2 separate regions of the Mus musculus genome follow, and region 2 is linked to region 1. Evidence: chromatin loops called from intact Hi-C (ENCODE). Cell type or tissue: left cerebral cortex. All regions are shown on one strand.

What was found. Peaks named below come from ENCODE experiments on the same cell type or tissue, not always from the same donor. Only the 100,000 strongest peaks of a DNase experiment are listed, where the experiment ranks them.
Region 2: a loop joins it to region 1, with 15 times the contacts of the local background. A loop is called at or near these places in 17 of 42 quality-filtered maps.

Annotation. Positions count from the first base shown.
Region 1 is chr10:86,727,772-86,735,771 of GRCm38, reverse strand. Ttc41 (tetratricopeptide repeat domain 41) reads right to left here. Exons shown (of 16, transcript NM_001003910.2): 5 at 5,830-5,990; 6 at 4,506-4,941; 7 at 1,978-2,217. It also overlaps the pseudogene Fabp3-ps1. Among named protein-coding and RNA genes, the nearest start is that of Ttc41, 26 kb to the right of the region's middle. In left cerebral cortex, CTCF peaks have their summits at 478 (motif pointing right) and 4,406 (motif pointing right); DNase peaks (open chromatin) are centred at 4,429, 4,826, 7,438 and 7,946; H3K4me3 peaks cover 1,270 bases; H3K27ac peaks cover 730 bases.
Region 2 is chr10:86,470,467-86,478,466 of GRCm38, reverse strand. The region is part of intron 1 of Syn3 (synapsin III); the gene reads left to right. Among named protein-coding and RNA genes, the nearest start is that of Syn3, 24 kb to the left of the region's middle. In left cerebral cortex, a CTCF peak has its summit at 4,649 (motif pointing left); DNase peaks (open chromatin) are centred at 1,562 and 4,634.

The sequences.
Region 1 (8,000 bases):
GTGCAGAGTCCGTGGAGGTCAGAAAGGGCCATCAGGTCTCCTGGAACTGAAGTCACAACAGCTGTGAACTGCCCGTGGCTACTGGGAGTCAAAGCCAGGTCCTTTTGGAACAGCAGCCATGGCTCTTAACCACTAAGACATCTCTCCAGCCCCACTTCTCCATTTTGAGTACACACCATGGCTGTTGCCTAAACAAGCACTCGCTCCCATGTGAGGGTGAGCGTGTTGGACACCTGATTCTTCTTCCTGACCTCCTAAGGGCCCAGTGGTTACTCAGCAAGCAAATGGGAAAGTGGAGCTAAAGCTAAATTATTGCATGTTCACTCCCAAAGTGGGGTGGTTCTGACAGACTGTGCTACTCAGAAACAAGTCTCTTAAAAGCCCATAGCTGCTGACTGATATCTATCCTTGAAAATCAAAACTTTTTACTTTTTTTTTCCCCTTGGCACTCTTGCAAGATGAATGGAGTGCACACTAGATGGCACACCAAGCCCAGGTTATCATAAAAACTGTAATAAAAAACCCACTGCTTAGCCTTCTGCATTTGCGCTGAAATCATTTCCAAATCACCCGCACATCTGGAGAGAGTTTGTTCTACTTAGGCAAAGGTGTGCCCATATGCTCTGGTGGCAAAGCAATGCATATGAGACCCATGGGGGAAAAAAAGACAACTCCCCTCCCTCGCTGTATGGCGAAGCCATTTTTGTGGGTGTTACACTGAGAAAGTGAGGTAAGACGTGAAAGAAAAACAAATGGGGTAAATAACATGCTGAGTCCCAAACTTGGAAGCGTTAAACACAAAGGCTAAAATCACCAACATCTGGGGCTGGCGGGTATCTCACTGATAGAGCATGTGTGTACTGAGCACACACGGCCCTGAAGTCAATGCCCAGCCAGCACTCATGGAAGAGGAAGGGGCTGCAGGATGTTGTACATTCCATTTTGTCATTTTACAGAGTAACTTCATGAGGAAGACAGGACGATGAATCCTCATATGACAAGTGAAGCTACTTAAACCCAGACAGACTGGGTAACTGCTCTCCTCCAGCTACGTTTGAGATGCAGAGAGAGGTCTGGCCCCAGCATCATCTGTGCAAACAAAGTGCAGCACAGACTTGGCCTCGACAGACGTAGCCTTCAACGTTGGTGCACTACTCTGACTCATGGGAGGTTAGAATACATTCTACTGGCAGCTGCAAATCTCAGTGGCTTAAGAAAACAAGGGTTCATTATGCCTGTCTGTGGACTGGGGGCCTGAAACGCTAGTCCAGGTCAGGAACTGCCAGAGGAAAATCATCTTGAATGTTGCATGGCCATTCAATCATACGGTCCCAACCAGGTATTAGAGAACTGTCATTCAAATGGCTGCCATGGCGATCATCGGGATAACCCAGGAGATTCTGCATTTGCAGGAGCGCCCATTACTCTCAGGGTAAATATCATCATTAGTCTTATTTTGAAAGTGAGAAATGGAGTTCTGAAAAGAGTTAAACACTCTGCATATGATCTTACCAGTTCTGTGAGATCCCAAACTAATTGCTTGTAATTAAAACGAGATCGTTTTTTTTAGAAGATGCTATGGTGAGCTAGGTGGTGGTGGTAGTGGCAGCAACAGTTGATCACGCCCTCTGATTCCAGCCCTTGGGAGGCAGAGGCAGGCAGATCTCTGAGTTTGAGGCCAGCCTGGTTTATAGAGCAAGTTCCAGATCTTGTGGGAAAAAAAAAAAAAGAGGAGGAGGAGGAAGAGCAGAAGCAGCAGCAGCAGCTGCTGCCGCCATGGTAACTTTCTGGAAGGAAAACTCAAGTCCACTCCATAAAGGAATAACCCCTGGGGTGCTCAGCCACTGAAGTCAGGTCTCCTTTAACTTGGGCAACAGCTGTCCTGCATGTTTGCTCATCTCTGCTAGAGAATTCTCGTGAATGTGGCTCTCCTCCTCCCTTGACCCCTAAAGCGTTTTCACAGAGTCAGCTCCTTACCCAGCAGCTTGTGCTCCACGGCACTCCTTAGGGACTGGTGCTGGAAGTAGAGGAGACCATTGGGCTTCTCCTGGATCCAGGTTTTGGTGGCTTGGCGGAAGGCTGCCCAGTGCACCGCCGTCACTTTGTGGTGGTCCCTGTAGCCCATCGTGTCCAAAAGCTGGAGCAGTTCATCCTCAGCCAGCCCGCAGTGAGAGATGCAGAGCAAGCACAGCACATCCACTACCCAGCCACTTGGCCCTAGGCAGCCGCAGAGGGGGTGGGGTGGGAGGACAGAACGAAAGAGAGCGCGTCAGTGGAAGTAGGGGGTCCACTACACCAGGAAACACCCTCCCTCCTCCATCCAGGTAAGTACTGTAATGGCCCCAGTCTTCCAAAGGAAGGGGTGCAGGCAGGTTGAATAACTTACCCAAAGTCACTCAGAAGAAAGTGCTGAGAGGGGATCTGAATTCAGTTTGCCTTCAGAACCCAAGGTGTCACCCACCATTGACAGTCATATCTAACACCGGGGACAAATGGGCAGGCTTCCTGGTCTCCACGCGAAGCAATCTGCCCAGTGCAGTTTGCTAGGTCAGGAGCTTCTCTTGGAGAAGGGCCACTCACTCAAACACCATCCAAGGGCCCTTAAGCTTCTGTCCTATCACTGGCTTTAAGATCTGCCAGCTAGAGAGATCCTTCTGACCACAGCGAAGACAGGCATCATGGTCCCCTGCCGCTCGTGAACTGAAGTGGTCCACACTACCTACAGCCTTCAATTAAAGGCACATCTGAAGCCAAGGTGATGAAGCTCCCCCTAAACGGGACTGAGCTCTACCCAGCTCTTCCTAGCCCCATGGCTTTGGAGCTCCCTAGACCCATCAGGACTGCGGGCCAGTGCTGGAGAAGCAGCCGCCATTGCAGGAAGGAGCCGAGGGCTTTCCTGTGCAGTCCTGGGGGTGTAGTTAGATAGAATGGATCAATGGCCTTTGCAACTCTTCTAGGGGACCTCACTTCCACCTTAAAATCCACTTTCCTGATAGAAATGCAAACGGTAGAGCAGAAAACTGTGAGGGACAATGTAGTACCACAGTAATCAATGTGCCCTGTATTCTTCCACCTCTCCAACTGCATTCCAATCTAGGTTTCCGTGTTCTGAAAGGAGACTGAGATGCAGAAAAGACAAAACGAGGAAAGCAAGCTTCAAATCAGATATCAGAGGCCTACTGCACAGACAGTGGCTGGAGAGAATAAAAGCTTTCAACAGCCTGCTTCTTGACTGTTGTAAACACACCGTAGAAAAATTGTTCACATTTCGGGAGCGAGGGGTGTGGGCCACTTTCATCATGTGATGCGAGGGCTATTTAAAGAGGCTGTCCAGCCGGGAGCTGCGGTTCTCAGTGCCTGCCCGCCTCCTCACTCATCGCACCATGGCGGACGCCTTTGTCGGTACCTGGAAGCTAGTGGACTGCAAGAATTTTGATGACTACATGAAGTCACTCGGTGTGGGCTTTGCCACCAGGCAGGTGGCTAGCATGACCAAGCCTACTACCATCATCGAGAAGAACGGGGATACTATCACCATAAAGACACAAAGTACCTTCAAGAACACAGAGATCAACTTTCAGCTGGGAATAGAGTTCGACGAGGTGACAGCAGATGACCGGAAGGTCAAGTCACTGGTGACGCTGGACGGAGGCAAACTCATCCATGTGCAGAAGTGGAATGGGCAGGAGACAACACTAACTAGGGAGCTAGTTGACAGGAAACTCATCCTGACTCTCACTCATGGCAGTGTGGTGAGCACTCGGACTTATGAGAAGGAGGCGTGACCTGGCTGCTCCGTCACTGACCGCCCGCTCCTCTGCCAACTGGCCACCCCTCAGCTCAGCACCATGCTGCCTCATGGTTTTCCCCTCTGACATTTTGTATAAACATTCTTGGGTTGGGATTTTTCTGGAGATACGGGGCATCAGCCTGGACTCAGTTCCTACTATGTATGTGGTTTATTTTTTAAAACTGTATCCAAAGGGTGCTCTAAGGACAATAAAGCAGAACCAAGGCCAAAAAAAAAAAAAAAAAAAAAAAAAAAAAAAAAAAAAAAAAGAAAAATTGTTCACCACAAACAATAGACTCACAAGATGAGCTAACGATGTTGTTTGTTTGTTTGTTTGTTTGTTTGTTTGTTTGTTTTACCCCAACTAGGAAGGAAAGAGCTGTTACTAAACTGAGAAAGGTCTAGGAGAAAGTTGAAGAGGAAATCAGGCATCAAGGTGCCAGGAGAGCCAAGGTATATAGCACACCCTTTTAGTCCCAGAACTCGGGAGGCAGAAGCAGATGGAGCTGTGTGAGTTTGAGTCCAGCCTGGTCTACATAAGCAAGTTCTAGCCAGAACTACATAGAGAGACCCTGTGGAAACAAAACAAGATTGTCCTTGGTGAGGATGAGGGACTGCACCAGCAGGGGGCAGCAGAAACAGAACAACCGAGAAACTGGGACAAACAAGTCTTGGAGCCATAAAGGAGGCACTTTTAGGATCAGCTATCACACACCTGGAATCACGGTGTCTAGAGTTGTGTCTTTAGGCTTCAAAGTCCAACTATAATCTTCAACCCAGCGCTTCAGAATCAACTCCCAGAGCTCCTGCACAGAGGCAACCTCCAAGTACTCCCGGAGACACTGGAACTCATTGCGGTAGATTTTGCACTCCTGCAGCTCGCTGGCGATGATTGCGAGCTTCAGAGGGCTCAGGTTTGGTTTCTTCCTCAAAATGGGCTTGCTCTGCCCGAAGCGTTCTTGGTCGGCAGGGGAGAGGTGCTGTCTGAAGATGTTGAACTTGGTGTCTTCGTCCCCGATGCTGTTGAGTTCCACGATCTTCACGTCAGGGCGGGCACACAGCGACTTGCAGGACAGACTGGAGGAGACGCTGCTCAGAATGAATTTACAGTGAGGAGGCAGGGAGCGCGGCAGCCAGGAGAAATCTTTCGCCTATTGGAGACATTGCAAAACTTCAAAAACCTTAACATTATGTTCAGAGCGATTGCATGTGAGTACAGTGAGGGTAACTTGGACAGGGAACCATTTGGTAGTAAAAAAAAAAAAAATACAAATTCACACAGAATGGAACCACATTTGACTGATTCATCTGTGATGAATCTAATAGTGCAAATCTGGACTCTCTTCTGAGGAATAATCTACAGCAATAATCGAAAAAAAAATCTAATAAAGGCAATTTGGACCTCTTAATAAAATAAGAAGACCTTGTGTTACATAACAAAGAATTGTTACTTTTGCAGCAAAACTGTCATGATATATACCTAATATGATACTTTCTTGATTGTTTAAAAATTTTATTACATTTCCATTTATTTATTTTGTGTGCACGTGTGTATGTGCAGGCAGGTGCCATGGGATAACTTTTGGGAATTGGTTCTTTACTATGATGTGGACCCCAGGTATTGAACTTGGGGTTGTTAGCCATGGCAGTAAGCACCCTTACCACTGAGCCATCTCACTGGCCCTCTAGGTCTGGATTCCGATTCTGCCATTTAATTAGACAACACTTAGATAACCTAACATCTCTCTGCCCTCTCTCCAACCAGGGATGCTGAGTAGTCTCTTTCTGAGTGGCTGTGTACACGCTAGACCTTTGGTCCTGAGCCAAAAAGAACATGCTGATACATTTAAAGCTCCTAGCACGATGCCAGGCCCATAGTAAATGGCATGTCAGTATCTGACTACTAAAACATAAAGCCATAATTAAAATCAATGACAGACAAACCTAGAAACACAACACAAGATAAGTGTATTATATACACCCTAAGTAATGGGGTCTTCTCCTTTATAAAATTAAGTGTAGTTTTTAAGAGTTGTTACCTTCTGACCTGAAATCCCATAGATACCGATCAGCTCTTCGATCCCGTCTAGTACCAGGATGCATGGCTTTAAGCTTATGGCGGCTATGAACACTTCTACGAGAAGTGAAAAGACCAAGACATTTGAGTCCTCGTTAAGGAAATCCATTTCAAGCCGGGGACCTACAATACAGAAGTTTCAGATGAGGTCAAAATGTTCCCATCAATGCTCAGATGTGCTGATGGCCAGAGACACAGAGAGGTTAGAAAACGAGTGCCCGCCACTCCAGCTGTGTGGCTGACACACACATGCACACGCTTGGCCGGCTTCCTCAAGACATTCAGGCCCAAAGTAGTGGTGCTATCTGTCACCTGATGTCTCCAATACATTTTCAGGATTTCATATAAAGATGCTATGTGTAGTATTTGTACATGTTTCATATGGGCATACACATATGCGGGAGGGGCAGGGGTAAAAGTCTGGTAGTCTCAATTTCTTTCCACCTAAGTTTTTGAGGTAGAGTCTCTCTCTGAAATTGGAACTCACAAATGTTGCTATACAAACTGACCAGTGAGTTCCAGTGATCCTCCTGTGTCCACATCCCCAATAGTCCAAAGGCTATGGAAGATTGTTTTGTTGTTTTAAGATTTTATTTATTTATTTATTTATTTATTTATTTATTTATTTATTTATTGTATATGAGTGCTCTTTGTTGTTTTAAGATTTTATTTATTTATTTATTTATTTATTTATTTATTTATTTATTTATTTATTGTATATGAGTGCTCTATCTGCATGTATGCCTGCATACCAGAAGAGGGCATCAGATCCCAGGTGGTTGTGAGCCACCATGTAGTTGCTGGGAATTGAACTCAGGACCTCTGGAAGAGCAGCCAGTGCTCTTAACCGCTGAGCCATCTCTCCAGCCCAGGCTATGGGAGTCTCATGCACAGTCATCACATGACGAAAAGCACCAAGCATAAGACAGTTTAGTGAGTATAACTACTTCTCCTCGAAACGATGTTCAAGAAAGTGATAGCATGATGATACTGGAAAATGATCCCAAACATTTCTCTCTGTTTGATAAGAGTCAACCTGCCTCTATTAAAGGTCCGCCTTAAATGTTAATATCTCCAAGGCAGACTTAGTGTTCATGTGTGTGGAGGTCATCACTCAGCACAGATTTTCTGGGAGTCTTCTATGCCTTTCCAGGCACCGGGCTTATCAGTAAACAATAAAGTAGACCTACTCTCTGAACTCACAGAGCTTGCAGAGGAAGACAAACATTAAAACACAGAATCTTGGGACCTTTCTAAGTCACCTGGAAGACCAGGCAGGGTAAGCTCACGGTACTTGGAGGGAGCCATCCACATGAAGTACCACACACACTGGCTGTCAGGCAGCAGAGCTCCACTCTCTTACAGAGGGGTGGCCCATGAGTGATAAGTATGTCACCACCAGACTATCGAGGGACGTAAAAGGGCCTGAGGTGATGGTTCAACGCCAAAGAAACTCAACTTGTGGAGCCAAGGACAAGAAGTCAGGCTAGGAAGTGATTTTGGCCCAGGACACAAGTGCTGGCAAGTCCTGCTGAGGCTTTCTGCCCATTCCCACTTATTCCACAGCACCAACTCAAAGAGAGCCAATGTTGGGTGAGGACCAAGAAGGAAATCTTCCAAAAGGCTGAGAGAAGTTTTTTCCCCCCTCTAGAAGGCTACACAATAAAGTATGGAGGACAAAGACTTCAGAGTGAAAAGCCAGAGCTCAGACTGTCCCACTAATGGTGGCCTGCAGTCTGGATGTCAGGGTGCTAATGCTGATGGAAGCCCGGGAACCATGAAGCTCTTAACAGGATGCCTGGTGCTCAGGAGCCTTCAGTCTGTAGAACTCGCCTTCTAGGAGTGCCATTCAGTTCTAAGAAACACAGTGCCAAGGAAGGAACTGCATCAAGAGAAAGCTGGACTCTGCAAAGAGTGTCTCAGACTAGGTGCCAGCTGCTAGCAAGGCAGAAGAGGGGACTAGGAAGTCAGGAGTGTCTCCGACAGTGGCAGTTCCTCACCACCTACTTTGTTCTGGCAGGAATATGTCACGTGTGGTATTTGGTGTCTCAAAGGGGAAGGGCCCCTGCTTCTCGCCTCTCACGGAGAAAGAAATGCTTGTGGCCGAGAAGGCGGGGTCAAAGGAAACTGAGT
Region 2 (8,000 bases), 260 kb after region 1:
CAGATACTAGTGCTGTCAGGAAGTGGGGCTGCTAGATGGTCAGAACTGTGGCCACCAGAGCTGGGAGTCCTACACTTGAATTCTAGAGCTAGAAGATTGGTGATCTGAGTTAATGAGCCAGAGCCCGGCAAGATGACTGAGTGTATTGTCTTTGGCCTTTGATTTTTACATCAGTAAAGTCGAGGTGATAGCATTTCCTACCAAAGGTTGTTGAGAAGTTAAGTCCCATCTTTCGGTCTATCTCAGCAGAACCAGGATCTTAAGCCCAATAAATAGGCTACCCCATTCCCAGCCTAACCACCATCACTTTTATGATTGCTATCACCAGCATCAAGATCTTCTTATACAGTCATTCCCTACTAGCTCCTTCTGTTGCTGACAAAAAGCAATTTAAGGAACAAAGGGTTAACATTGGCTCACAGTGTGGGTGGACAAACCACCATGGCAAAGATGGCAGCAGGAGTATAAGGTGGCTGGTCATATTATAACTGCAGTCAGGAAGCAGCCAGAGATGGAGGCTGGTGCTCAGCTTATTTTCCTTTTTATTCTGTTGAGGAGCCCAGCCCAGGGAAGAGTGCCACCTACCTTTAAGGTGGGTCTTTTCCCCTCATTTACCTCAGTCTAGAAAGTCTCTTGAAGAGGCTTGTTTAGAGCCCGTAAATTTGTCAAGGTTACCTATTGGACTTGTCCACCTGTGAACGAGCCATCTCTTTTGTTTCTTTACAGTGATGCAAAAGTGATCCTTTCAATGCTGAGCTGAGGCAGTGAGTTTCAATTTCCAGATGGCAGTGCTCTTAACAGGTACCTGTCACATGAAAGACAAGCACCTCTTTCTCTTGTGGGGCCGACTGCTTTGGCATCACGTAGGTGTATATTCTGGAGAAGTATATTCCCAAAGCAGATTTGTAAGCTGCAATGCACCCTTTGTAAAGAGCCATGGTTCCTCTTGGTCTTCACTACAGTTAGCTTTAGAATCAGTCAGGAAACACACCTTGAGGTATTCTATGCAGACTTTTCCAGAGAGATTTCATAGCAGAGGGTAGACCCACCCTGAATGGGCAGCACCATTTGGTGGGTTGAATAAAACAGGGGAGTGAGCCAGGCACCAGCACCTATCCTTCTCTGATTTCTTACTGGGAGGCAGTATGGCCAGCCACCACATACTCCAGCTTCCATGTTTTCCACACCATGGGGATCTTAGACATGACCTTCGGATGATGAAATCTGGGTAAGTCAGAGGCAAACTGACATGAGTGGATAACTTCATGCACGGACCCAGTCCTGGATGTCACTGCCCAAGGGCTTTGCAAATTCTTTGTGTAAATAAGCCATGTAATTAGCCATGTATTAGCCATGTAATCTTCAGAGGATTTAGTAAATACCGCCACTTATTGAATGCAAATGCTTATGTCCATGAGCTTAGTTTGATTGTTTGGGCCACTTCTGTATTTGAACGCATTTCTGTCAGAGGTGGGGGCTAGGGATGGTGATGAGAAGCAAATAAAAGGATTTCATTTGACTGATCTTCTCACAGTTTCCCAACACCCTTGGCTGTTCTTCTGCAAGAGGAGGAAGCTGGTGGAGAAACCCACAGATTATACTTTCAAAGCCAAAATCTGTACTGTGTCGTTCCTACTACCCTGCTTTAAGCTCTGGCCCCACGCTCGTTCCCTTGGATCTGAGGACAAAACACACATACGCATTAACTTACTTTTAATATGCTTTAGCGCAATGGCTGGGCTCCTTGAAGCCTCCCTCCACTATTGTGCCCTTCTTTTCACTCCCAGTGCAACACCTGTAATTCTACCTACCCTCTGCTTAGTTGCCAGGTTACCTTCTTCTTGTTCAGCCCCCTAAAGCTGCCCTCATCTTAATTATCTTTTTAATCTCCTGCCTGCTACCCCAGGCCAGTCTGGGAAGCGACCTTTCTCCCTCCGAAGCACAGTGAGTCTTTCCTCCTCCCTCCAGTCTGTTAACCTGCCTGCTGGAAAACTGGAAGTCCCACCTATTTCACCCACCTCTTAGGCCACAGACATCTTTATTGATCAATCAGAAACCAACGAGGGAATGGGACCTTCAGTGCTCACATGCAGATCCCGGTCAAAGCATTAGAACTGCTCCCTACAAAAATCTTTGTTCGGGTACCCACTGTGCTCTTACTTGTGGAGAAACTGACACCACTCCCAGGAGAAAGACATCTGGGATTTGAATTCATCAAAAAACAGGACGCACTTTCGTGATGATATGTCTGGAAAGGGGTTCTGTGCTCCAAAGGCCCAAGACGTCTGTTGGTATTAGTGAAGCAATTTCCTTGACACTTGACCTTTCCTCCAGAAAGTCAAGTGTCTCTTCAATTCAACCCACTATAGGCTGTGGGTTCCCTGCCTCCCCTGAGAAACTGTCTATTCCCACAGTCATCAATGTATTGGTAAAGCCCAGGCCAGGCTGTTTCTAGCAATTTTTAAACATGCTAATCAAGGACTGAAGATGGCTATTCCTCCAAGTATGGTGTTTAGTTAGCTGAGATGTGAGTCGGGCACCTAGAGAGCTTTCTTTAGTATAACACATTTAGTCTTCCCAGAAAACAGTGGAGGTAGTTAAACTTTGTCTCTGATGATTTTATGTAGATTCACTCAGTCAAGGATTACTGCTACCCTACTATGTGGAGATGTAAGACCCAATGAGCCTTATGTCCCGGATGTTCCACTCAACAGAAAAACAGAAACAGAGATCGATGAGCATCAATGAGCTCGAAGAGACAGCAATGAGCATGAGGTTTATTGATCCGATGCGCCGGGGCGGGGGGGGGGGGTGTCCTACAATGGGGCAGAGGCGACACCAAATCTCCTAAGCACACACTTTTTATACAGTTTAAGGGTGTGGTTTAAGCCCATTGTTGGCCAGAGCTGACCTTTTCATTCCGCCCCCCCTGGTGAGGTGGGGTCTTAGTCACCAGAAGAGGGAACTGAAACCTTCTTGGTCATCATCTGCACCTGCCTTATGGCTGGGGCTTTTCTTGTAAAGCTGGTTTTGCTGGGTCATTCCAGGAAGGGAGTGTTCGTCACAACCTTCTAACGGAATGTCCCCCAGCATGCTATTCTAGCAAGGTCTTTCAGTAGCCATCTTATGTTCTCTAAGGTCACACATTCCCACAAAGACAATTTTCTAAGTGCTTAGGATATAGCAGGGAACAGGACACACAGTGGTATCTGATCTTGGGATTCTGTCACTGCAAGCAGAAAGTGGTCAGTGTGTAGAATAAATTGTAGGCAGAATATGGGTGATACATGCTGTAGTATTAGAGGAACCCCAAGTGTCAGGTAGTGGCCACCAGAAGGGAGCCCTCTTGTAAAGGTTGGCATTTATGAATACCTAAAGGAGATAAAGATTGAGCTGGGCAGGCATGTAGTGAGACTTCCTGTTGAGAGAACAGCCAGTGTGCAGCCCGCACTAGCAGGAAGATTCAATCTGGGATTCAGCCTTTTCCTTTTGTTTAAGAAATGAGGTAGCTTTGCATATTCCTCATCTAGATTACCCCTGTGGGAGGCCCAGGTGCCAGCTTGCAGAGCCCTGTGCCAGTAACCTTGGAAGGGCACTGTGAAGAGATTTTGTAGGGAATGGTGGGTCTGTTCTGGGTTTCAGTGTTTATGAGAACGTGTTAACATTCGTAGAACTAGATACCCAGAAAGTCCATTGCACTCCCTGTTAACTTAAAAGACAAATATTTTCAAAAGCACTTTAATACCGTTTACTTGGTCTACTTTCATCCCGCAAGTCTGAGTGTTTCCAGCTGTTACTAAAGATGAGCTCGTTCCAATGCAGATTCTGCAGCCCCCACCACAGAGCCTTCCCAGCCACTGTTGGGCCTCCTAGTGCTGGCTGTCAAAAAAGAATCTATACTAATGGGACACTGGTTGCTCGTTAATGCCATAATGTTTTAAACACCTTAATTAGTCTCTTGCTTCTCAAAAGAACACCATGAGGTAGACACTAGACTATCACCTGAATTCTGCAAACAAAGAAACCCAAGCACTGTGAGATGAGATGTCTTTGCCCAGACACTGTGAACTGGAAGCAGCAGAGCCCATCAGCTCAATCTTCAGGCTAACTGATTCTGTCAGGCAGTGTCAACATCAGAGAGATGAGACTCTGTGCTCTTTAACTAATGTGTTTGAGAGAAGACCTATCCTGGGAAAGAACTGCCATTGGAGTCAGTTTGCTGGATCATGTCGACTAAACAGGAGGATTGACAAGATGAATGAGTGGGTATCTGAATCCTATGGGGGGGGGGCAGAGAAGTCAAATTATGAGGTTTATAGGTAGATTCCAGAGTGGGAACCCAGGTGCATAGCCCTACCTGATCGTGAGCAAGGAAATGAACTCAAGATCTTCTGAGACATCTAAGCAGACACCTGCTTTCTTCTCTGGACTGATGCCACTCTGGGATGACTCTTTCCACTCCACAAAGCTCTTCCTAAGTTGATGCAAAGCCTATGACCCTGCGATTGTCCCTCCTCAGGCTCTATTGCCAAGTGGACTTGTTTTCATCCTCTCAATAGTCCCCTTTCCCACCTCAGTCTCTGAGAAGTTAGTTGTGAGACTGCCAGCCAAAAGGTTTTCCAATCTGATGTGTCCACGCCTGCCCTCTAGTGGCAAGTATGTGGCAATGTCACTGCTTTTTGCACTTTTGCAGCCATTAAAGAAAATGCTGTCACCTGAGTTTTGATCTTAGCCATTCTGACTGGAGTGAAGTGGAATCTCAGTGTTGTTTTGATTTGCATTTCCCTGATGATTAAGGATGCTGAACATTTTTTCAGGTGCTTCTCAGCCATTCGGTATTCCTCAGGTGAGAATTCTTTGTTCAGCTCTGAGCCCCATTTTTTAATGGGGTTATTTGATTTTCTGGAGTCCACCTTCTTGAGTTCTTTATATATATTGGATATTAGTCCCCTATCCGATTTGGGATAGGTAAAGATCCTTTCCCAATCTGTTGGTGGCCTTTTTGTCTTATTGACGGTGTCTTTTGCTTTGCAGAAGCTTTGCAATTTTATGAGTTCCCATTTATCGATTCTTGATCTTACAGCACAAGCCATTGCTGTTCTATTCAGGAATTTTTCTCCTGTACCCATATCTTCGAGGCCCAATCCCCTACCCACCCACTCCCCCTTTTTGGCCCTGGCGTTCCCCTGTACTGGGGCATATAAAGTTTGCAAGTCCAATGGGCCTCTCTTTGCAGTGATGGCCGACTAGGCCATCTTTTGATACATATGCAGCTAAAGACAAGAGCTCCCAGGTACTGGTTAGTTCATATTGTTGTTCCACCTATAGGGTTGCAGTTCCCTTTAGCTCCTTGGGTAATTTCTCTAGCTCCTCCATTAGGGGCCGTGTGACCCATCCAATAGCTGACTGTGATCATCCACTTCTGTGTTTGCTAGGCCCCAGCATAGTCTCACAAGAGAGAGCTATATCTGGGTCCTTTCAGCAAAATCTTGCTAGTGTATGCAATGGTGTCAGCATTTGGAAGCTGATTATGGGATGGATCCCTAGATAAGGCAGTCTCTAGATGGTCCATCCTTTTGTCGCAGCTCCAAACTTTGTCTCTGTAACTCCTTCCATGGGTGTTTTGTTCCCATTTGGGGGACCTTTGGGATAGCATTGAAAATGTAAATGAGGAAAATACTTAATTAAAAAAAAATAAAGTGTTAAAGGGTTAAAAAAAAAGAAAATGCTGGTCACTTGAACGCAAGAACTGTTATATTGTGAAAATAGAATTCTTGTGACCAAGATGGGATATCAGTGCCTGATGGGCAGGTGGCATACACCATGTGTATATGCTGGACAAATGGATGGCCATTGTCTTGTATGGGATGGATCAGTGCAGTGTGAGATTTTAGCACGTCATGACAAACAGTGAACAGGTTAGAACACATTAATAGCATCTTTCTGGAACTTTCAAACGTAAAGACTTTGGACTGTGGTGGATAGTGTATGATTCAAAAGACAAAACAAAGCAAAACAAAAGCCAACAAGCAAACAACAAACGAAAACCCGGATCCCTGGGGAAGGGATTCCTGGGTAAGGTAACAGTCATATAAATTTTCCACAGTCTGTGTCTCACATAACAGCCAAAAAACTTGATCATGACTCTTTTCTATAACAGAGTACTGCCACTGTTGTATTAAAGCCAAACTTACCTTCAATATGCCTTTAAAAAAACCTGGTATCTATCTCCATTCTCTAATGTTTTTCTTGTGTACCTGTATTTCCCCCCCTCCAGCAGAACGGACCTTCTTTCTTGGCTTCAGATATGCCAACATCCTCCCTGCCATTTGCACAGATACTTCACATTCTTCATGTTTCATCTTAAAGACCCATGGCCTATAGTACTCAGGAGATGGCTCAGAGGTTAAGTGAACTTCTAGAGGACCTGCAGTCAGTTTCCAGCATCCACATGATGGCTCACAATCATCTGTAACTATAGTTACTGGGGTCTGATACCTTTTTCTGGCCTCTGTAGGTACCAGGCTCACATGCAATGCATATAAATACATGCAGGCAAAACATTCGTATGCATAAAATGCAAATAAACAAGTGTTCATGAAGTATAGCAACAATGGAGGAACAGATACGCTGACCTGGAACAGAGTAGAGAGCACGGAAATACAGCTGAGCATTTACAGTCAGGCTTCTAAGAACATACAACAGAGAAGACACAGTTTCCACAGAAAAATCACCATGGAGATGGCTAACTTCAGACAGAAAAAGGAGTTGGAACCTTGTCTTGTACCCTATATAAAATCCAACTCAAGACGGATAAATGAGTGTAATACTGAAAGTGTAAACAATTAGAAAAACATAAAGAGAGGGAAATCAATTTTGCATTGGCAATGATATCTGAGATATGTCTCCCAAATTCAAGCAATGTATAAGTCAGAATGGACAAATAAGATTACACCAGATTGAAAGAAGCAGTAGTGTGAGAGACAGTATATGGATTGGAAGAATAATTTTTAAATATCTGTCTGATAAAAGGCTATCATCCAAAATATAAGAGAACTCAATTCAACAGAAAACAAAAACCTATTCTAAAGATATATAAAGCATATAAAGGCATATAAAGACACAGCAAAGATATATGAAGGTAATACTCATCACCAGGAAGATGCAAATGGGCACAGTGAACACCTCACATGGGCTAGAATGATTGTTATAAGCGATATGAAAGACCGTGCCAAGGCCCACAACATGGCCCAGTGGGTGAAGGTACCTGCCACTAAGTTTGATACCTGGAACTGACATTGTAGAAGGAGAGAACTGATTTCTGCAAATTGTCCTCTGACCTCCACAAACACATTATGACATGCACATATATAGATATAGTTTAAAATTATAATGATAGAGGGCCATCAAGGGTATGGAGAAAGGAGATTTTTGTATTCTATAAATGGGAATATAAATTAATATAGTTGTTATGGAGAACAGTATGGGATTCCTCAGAAAATGGGAAATAGAATTACCATTTGGTCCATTGGCCCCACTTATGTGCACATATCCAAAGAACTGGGAATCATCATAGCAATGAGTTAGGGATAGTGGCTCTCCCATGATCATTTCAGCATGACTCACAGTAACCAGGTGTTAAGGATTCATTGTCAGATGGTGTGTTGCTGGTGATAACGAAATACTATTAGGCAATTAAAAAGAGGGAAAGCCTGTTGCTCTCGATAGGGATCAACCTGGAGAGTGCTATGTTAAGGCAAGTAAGCAGGGTACAGAAGGATACCACCTGCATGATCTCGGTTGGGGCATCTAAGAGTTGAAAGCATGGAAGTATAACATCGGATTATGGCTACTAGAAGTAGAGAGAAGGTGTGGAAAGAAATCTAGTGACCTTGATCAAAGTTGCAGCTGAGAAGAATAGCTTCAGTTGTCCATTCTAAGGACCGCAGATGTTAAATATTAAACAACAACATATTTTATATTTTCAAATTGCCAAAGAG